2 separate regions of the Homo sapiens genome follow, and region 2 is linked to region 1. The links are chromatin contacts, found by Hi-C or POLR2A ChIA-PET in ENCODE. All regions are on one chromosome and are shown on one strand. The core of a region is the stretch at or near the end of the contact, and the rest is flanking DNA. Distances in the headings are between cores, read along the strand shown. Region 1 holds the start of RNF152 (ring finger protein 152). Region 2 holds the start of DSEL (dermatan sulfate epimerase like).

The links. Hi-C counts contacts between places; a loop is a spot of excess contacts on that map. ChIA-PET counts read pairs that join two places held with the same protein, here RNA polymerase II (POLR2A). Pooled maps may share reads with other maps.
Region 2: a loop to region 1 is called in a map of naive thymus-derived CD4-positive, alpha-beta T cell, with 15 times the contacts of the local background. The contact joins the promoter of DSEL here to the promoter of RNF152 in region 1. A Hi-C loop is called at or near these places in 1 of 168 maps with a recorded cell type or tissue (naive thymus-derived CD4-positive, alpha-beta T cell) and 5 of 50 pooled maps. POLR2A ChIA-PET finds 5 or more read pairs at or near these places in 1 of 52 experiments (naive thymus-derived CD8-positive, alpha-beta T cell).

Annotation. Positions count from the first base shown.
Region 1 is chr18:61,891,069-61,894,844 of GRCh38, reverse strand. It overlaps RNF152 (ring finger protein 152), which reads left to right and starts at 1,838. Exons shown (of 2, transcript NM_173557.3): 1 at 1,838-2,050. LOC105372159 (a long non-coding RNA gene) reads right to left here and starts at 292. Exons shown (of 3, transcript XR_935562.3): 1 at 125-292. RefSeq lists silencers at 283-432, 503-652.
Region 2 is chr18:67,515,234-67,518,490 of GRCh38, reverse strand. It overlaps DSEL (dermatan sulfate epimerase like), which reads left to right and starts at 1,771. Exons shown (of 2, transcript NM_032160.3): 1 at 1,771-2,130; 2 at 2,999-3,257. DSEL-AS1 (DSEL antisense RNA 1) reads right to left here and starts at 1,945. Exons shown (of 5, transcript NR_033921.1): 1 at 1,742-1,945.

The sequences.
Region 1 (3,776 bases), core at 589-3,088:
AGCTCCTCCCTCTCGCTGTCCGGGTCCTAGGCACAGACTGGGCACCCCCCAACCCACCCACCGCGGCCCCGGCCCCCTTCCCGGCCCTGCCCCTCCTCCCGGCTGCCCAGGCCTCCTTTCACACCTGCCGCCAGCTCAGGTCCCGCTTTTGCACGGTAGAGAGACGGCGTCGAGGTCCTGGCCGAGGGTAGGCACTGGGGGCAAAGCCGAGGGAGCGCGCGAGAGAGGGTAGGCAGCCCCTCACCCCGGGGGAGGTGGGCGATTCGGGACTGACGGAGAGAAGTCCCGGGCCCGCCGGGCTGTGGGCGGGGAGGAGGGGGTGGAGCCGCCGGGGAGGGCGGTGCCGCGGGGAGCGGAGCCCAGCCTCTCCCCCCACCCCCTTTGGTGCCGGAGTCTCAGTGACACAAAAAGCTCTCGCTCGGTGCCGAGCGCCTGGCGGCGGTGTCCGACCGCGAACGCGGAGGGCGGCCGGGCAGGTGGGGGTGCCGCCCGAAGGGCCGGGCCGGGTGCTGGGGCTGCAGGCGCCGCCGCCGCGCTGTCAGCGTCCGCCCCGTGGCTCTCGGCCGGAGGAGCGGCGGCCGCCGGCCCGGGGCGCGAGTCTGGCTGAAAGGAGCGGGCGCGCCGGGACCACCCGGCGATGCTGTCGCCGCCGCCGCCGCCTCTGTAGCGAGCACCCGAGCCCGCCGCGGAGAAAGGTCAGTGAGTTTCGGTTTGTTTCTCTGCTCTGCCGGCTCCGGATCGGGGGCGGACAGAGGGGTGCGCAGGGATGTCTGCGCCCCTACGGCGGCCGCGCCGAAGCCGTGGAAGCGGGAAAGGGCAGCTGCCGCCTGCTGTAACTGGGGAGATCTTCTGGACCGCGGAGGGGGTGGCGGGGCCGCAGGGTCCCGGGGAGGGGAGCGCGGGGTCTGGCGGGGCACGGGGGAGGTGGTCCCGGGAGTTGCGTGTCTCCTGAGAGCTGGCGGAGTTGGGCGGGCGGCCGCGGCGGGGAGCGGCGCTGTCGGCTGCTCGGCCGAGTCCTCGGATGCCCCCTGGAGCTCCGGTCCGAGGGAGCTTTCCTCGTGCCCGCGCCGCGCGCGCCCCTGGGTGTGCACGTGCGCGCGCGCCCGCCCCAGTTGCGCCCCCGGCCCGCACACACCCCGGCTCATCTTCTCCCGGTCCCCTTGTCTCGCGCCTTCTCCAGCCCTAGAAGTTGCCCCAGGGCCCCTCCCGGGATTAGAGAGCGCTGTGAAGGGCCAGATGTTGGGGGTCTTTTGTGCAGACACACGCGCCTGGGGCGCTTGCTCCTGGAAGGACAGCGGCAGGACAAAGCCAGCTGGACTCGTGGGGCGCTGCTCGGGAAGCGGCGGTCCCCAATCCCGCCTGGGGTCGGGGCATGGCTTGGGGAGCGCTGCCTGGGTCTGGAGAGAGTAGAGAAATCGCCAAAGCAGAGTGACGGTGACTTGATGAGGTGACGGTGACTTGATGAGGTGGCGGTGACTTGATGAGGTGGCGGACAGGGGCAAACGAAAGAAAGATGCTCGGGATTGCCGCGCTGTGTGCCTGTCTGCGCGGCTGACTAGGCGCCCCGCATTCCCATATGACCGGGTTACCTGGTAGATTTTGCCAGTGTGTCTTTGCCCCAAGATGTTATTCCCCACCTGCTCCGATTTCTTTCTTTCCTAGGGCTTACTGTTGCTAGTAGGCGCTCTGCCACCAGAGGGGAACTCGTGGGCGGGGGAGACTGCGGAGGAGGGGGGAGGTGGTTATTTATCCTGTAGAGACAATTAGGAGCCGTGACGCCCCCTTCTCGGCCGCCAGCCCTCCACACCTCATCTGCCTTGCTCCACCTCCCTAGTGCACCCGCTCCAGCCCCGTCTGCCCAGGAGGGCGCTTGGATTTCCTTCTCCGCGGCGCGTATCTAACCCTTCCTGCATGTATTTCACTGCAGGCTGAAGAAAGCTCAGTCTCAATTGTGTTTCCTGCCTGTCAGCCTCTTGCCTCCTAAACGTGTACCATTTCCACTTGATGTCATCACGCAGAAGGGGTGAAAGAGACTCGGTGACAGATACAGGTAACCCCCCACGATCTGGGTAGCGCCTGGGTGTCTCTGGGTCATTTGGGCCGACAGTGCTGGCACAGGGCTGTTTGGGTGGTTTCTGCATCAACATCGTTCCTATCTGTGAGAAGGTGTGGGGGCTGCTAAAACTCCTGGTTCAAAGAAATAAATTGCAAATGACTTTATACCTTCCCTTTGAAGAAGCCATTGGAGGTAGGTGCAGGGTGAATTTGGGATTGTAGAAATCCCACCTGGTTTCCTTTCATGGGAATTTTGATATAATTCATACACAGGCAGTTGTATCTGAATGTTAGGTTTCCATAGATGCCTGCTTTCTTATCTGTAGTAATAGATTTAGGCTTCAGTCTAGAGGTGGGGTATCCTTTGTTGAAAAGGTATCATTGGAAGGCTGATTGTACTTTTGCCCAGTGCTCTAATTGAGCACCGGTCAAATGCAGTGACCTTCGTATGAAATACTGTCTTTCTTCTGTTCCTTCATTGTAATAGTGTTTGCAATATTAAGAGAGACATGCTAGCAGTGAGTACTGGGAGGTGGAAGGGAGGGCTGTTGGGGGCAGCAGAAAGAGAACAGAGAAAACAGCTTGAGTGAAGTTTCCATTTAGATAGCCATGAACCAGTAGACTCTCATTCTGGATTTTATCTTTAGGTTATTGGGGCTTTTCCAAAAACTCTGGCCTGTTCTTTTCTTTCCAAGGATAGTTCTGTTTTGATGTCAGCCTAGCCAGATCTGGGGTTATCTTGATAAGAGTGCAATGAAAAAACGTAACCTTCAGACTTAGCAGGACACTCCGGCATTAGCATTTTCTGCTAGAGGGCAGAGTCCTGCGCATCCTACACTAGTAGCAGGGAATAAGAATGGTTATGGAAATGGGCTTTCGATTTTTCTTGTAGGAAGACAGATTGCTGAGGGCCAAAGGCTCCTGGTCTACTCTCTTTTACATTGCAGTAACACCTTGGTATCTGTGACAGATTCTCTCTTCACCATTTTCCTCCAAATCCCTTGAAAAATGAAGTTAAAAACTTGAAAGATTTATTATTCACCTCCAATGTAGTTTTGTTTTGGAAGGTGACTTTAAAAACATAGGTGACACTAGCATTTATCCTTCTACTACAAGCATTCAGGAGTCACTAGTAAAAGCAGTTGAGTTATCTAGTCCCAGGTGAAACAAAGGCCAGTGCTTTGCAAAGATCAGATGAGTAATGTGGTGCTAAGATAGAGGTATTTTTGACAAGTAATTTTTATGTCAGCAATAGTACAGGGTGTGTACTGTGTTGCTGCAAGAAGAAAAAACATGTGATGGGATAATAGGGAATGTAATAATGCAATAGAAACAAGGGTGTGGTTTTTTTTTTAATAGAAAGAATAAACACTTCGCACACAAAATTCCACATGGCAAAACAGTAGCCTGCCCATGTAAATGCACGTCCAAGAACAAAGATAGCCACAGTGCAGTGTTAGGTTTCATTGTGGTTTTAAATTGTGTACAGTAATAAATCATAATAAAGTGTCCATTGATGCTTAATTTTTTTTATATAAGAAGGAGGCTCCCCACCCTCAGATGTGTTTAGCTTTAGGCTGGAGGATCCCTAGAGGCTATTAGGCTGATCTCTGCCTCCAATGCCTGCTTCCTTTCTACAATGCTCATTTATTCATTTAGCAGATGTTTATTGGCACCTGATAGATAATGGACTCTGTGATAGATAATGGACTCAAGGGGTT
Region 2 (3,257 bases), core at 522-3,021, 5.6 Mb before region 1:
GAAGAGGATCCTTGTTTGGGAATAAACCTCAGTGGAGGAGACGAGGCTCTGTATCAGCCCAATTGTTCGAGGTTCAACTCATTTCAAAAGCAGATATAGTACTTACAAAGGGGACTTGAGTGCTACTCATGACTTGAAGGAGTTTTGAATAGGGTACAGGAGTCAACCAGTTGAAATAGAAAGCAGAAAATAAACAACCTAAACGGCCGAATATAGGTACAAATGATATAGTTCTGGAGTAATACATTCTGGCTAGGGAAACTTAGGAGTTATTTACAGAAGAATGTAAGCATCTGAGTTGAGACCTGGATGATCAGATAATTTCAACAGTCAGAAGAATTTTAACTAGTAAGTGGGGTGGTTGGGTAAAGGACACTGTGAGGGAAAGAATGGAATAAGCATAGTTACTGAAGCACCCAAGCAAAAGCAAGTGTGGCTATTTGGACTGGGCTAGGGGTTACTACGGGGCCAAAACAGAAGAGTGATGAGGAGTTAGAGGCCACATTTCACCTCAAAGTTAAATGATTTGAAATTTATTCTGCTAGCAGTCGTCTACTGTTTGATTTTCAGCAGCAAATGATCTAAGCAAGACATTTATTTTTAAAATGTTAAAATATATCTTATTAAATATTACCAAAATAGTATGGGAAATGAAGAGACTGAATGTGTTACTAATCCCCAACTGAGAATGGAATTGTTCATTTGTGAAGCTTGATATTTCCCTGTATTTTTATTACTACTAAGCTATTATTTTTTACATTTGAGGTCAGAGCTTGGGTTGGTTTATGCCAAAGTGTCATCTCAGCTATCTGTGAGAAGCTCCATGTGTGGAGTGCAACAGGAGTCCCAGCCTGCTCTAGGATTTCCACGACCTGGCACTGCACTCACATGTCGTAGTAGCCGGGGCACACTGCCTTCTCCTGTCTGCATGTAGGTCTTTACCGAATACCAGGTCCCATTTTTAAATAAGAGGCTCCTTCTACTTGTTTGTCCCATGCTTCCCCTATTTATACTGCCTGAGAAATTGTTTTCCATCAGTAAAGCTGATTAGTCTTTTCTGTTTTCCCTTGATCTTTGTTAGCATCTGGGCTACAGAAGTTGTCCTCCTATATTAATCTGGGTATTTCGGTTTTGCTTTTCCAAAGGACAGCAAGCTCAGCCAGGCTGCCTCTCAGTTCCAAGGGAGTGCTCATTCCCTCCTTCCCCAGCCCTTGCTCTTTCCAAAAGGATGATTTCTGTCGTCCCAGGGCTTATCCCCTCCCACTCCAGCTCCTCCCATCATTTGAGTCAATCCCACAGCCCCCACTATGGCTCTATTATATAGTTGTCGTCTTCCCATAACCAAAAGGTTTTAACGCCAGCCTGGCAGCGTCTTTAGACTCTCGCACTCCCAAACTGTCCCCTCCTCCAGCTCGACTCCTCCGGGAGCGCGCGGCCACCGCTGCAAGCCCAGAACACAAACGCCTAGAGCTTCCTCCGCTTAGAAACCCGGGGCGCTTGGCCCCGCCTCACCTGCTTTCGGCCCCGCCCCGCCCGCCGCCGGCCTGCTCACGGCTCCTCCCGTCCTCCCCGAAGCCCCGCCTCTGACCCCGCCCTGTCCTGTCTCCGTCCCGCCCCACGCCCGCCAGCCAGCGTCGCTGTCTCTCGCCTTCCCTGAGGCCCCGCCTTCAGCCCCGCCTTCAACCCCGCCCCGTCCTGCCTCCGCCCCGCCCCCGCTTGCCGGCCCGCGTCGCCGTCTCACCCTCCCCGGGCTGCGCGGCCGGAGCTGGCACAGAGGATCCTCGGCCGCGGCGACATCACCGCCTGGGCACGCGGGCGCTGCTCTGGATACGGCGCCACCGAGAGAACCCGCCGCCCGCGGGTCTCTGTCCTGCGGTCCGTGGTTGCCCCCACAAGCGTCCGGCGTTTCCTGAGGGCGGGCGTGTCCGGGCCGTGCGGGTCGCGGGGACCGAGCGCGGCTGAGGAGACCGAGCTGGGGCAGCGCCTGCCGTAGCGCGGGAGACGACGCGGGGGTCTTGCGGAGCCCCGCGGGAGCCTGGCCCGCCGTGCAGAGCAGTTTTCTGGAACTCTCCACCTCCGTCTCCCTTGGGGCCCAGTGCGGCGCCGAGCCCCCGTCGGGATCTGCCTGAGGTAAGCGGACTTGGTGGCTCAGGGGTCTCTCGCCATCCTGCCTCACTCAGCCCCAGAGCGGGGAGCGGAGAATGGGGGCGGCAGGGTCGGAGGACGCCAGTGAAAAAATGCAACAGGCGGGGCGGATCAGGAAACTCCTAGCCTGAATGTTTCCTACAGAGGGGAGACTTGTCCAAGACTGAAACTTGCTTAGGTTCTTCCAGCCGCGGACGGGCACGGAGAGGCGTCTTTCGACACCGGGGTCCGAGCTCCCTCTGGCGGCTCCACCTGAGGACAGGGACTCGGCCACAGGTGAGCGCCGAGCGCGGAGCTCCCGCCCCTCGGCTTGGCGCCTGGTCACGATTCGCGGTTACCCCGCCGAGAAAAGTGACTGGTCCGAGTAGTTCTCATTAGGAAGATACCTTCTGATCCCATGAACTCTAAACCTTCCCCCGGAATTAAAAAAAAAAAAAAAAAAAAAGATCTTTTCAACTTTCAGTTTTTTGTCCCTCGGTCCTTGGGAACAAGAAATAACAAGGATAGCAGGACTCATCTTTGTGTAAACTGCATTTGAATACAAACATTTTTTAAGTGACTGAAGCCACGTTAGTGGCGTTAAACTATAGATATTGTCGGGAGAGTTCTATCTTGTATATTTTGTATTGTTAGTTGCTTGTCTTCTGCTGACGGTCACTGGTTTCCAAATAAGTGCGTGTAAATGGATAAGAAAAAAATCACTTGCCCTAGCTTAGGTTGCAGATAATATGAGATTTTACTGTGATTCTAAAATTTCTATTAAGTGATTGCAGAATGTTTAAGTCATCAGTTTATATTCATTCTCAGCATACCTGAAGCCTCAGAGAATTTTTATTTTGTCCCCCATCCCCAGAAAAGTGTCATGAAAAAAGAGCAGAAGAGAGACCTCACTGTTGCTGAAAGGGGAATTTTCTTTCCCCGTTGGCGGTTACTTCATGATCGGACGAGAAGTATCTAGGTGACTGAAGATATTCCATTTTTATGTTTGTACACATGAAGCTGATAAAAGAAGATGTGAACATGATTTCTCTTTGTCATAATAGGCTGATGAGTAAGTAAGCCTGAAAAATATTTGAAATGAAGGCAAGAATTTTGAATTTTTAAAAACCAAC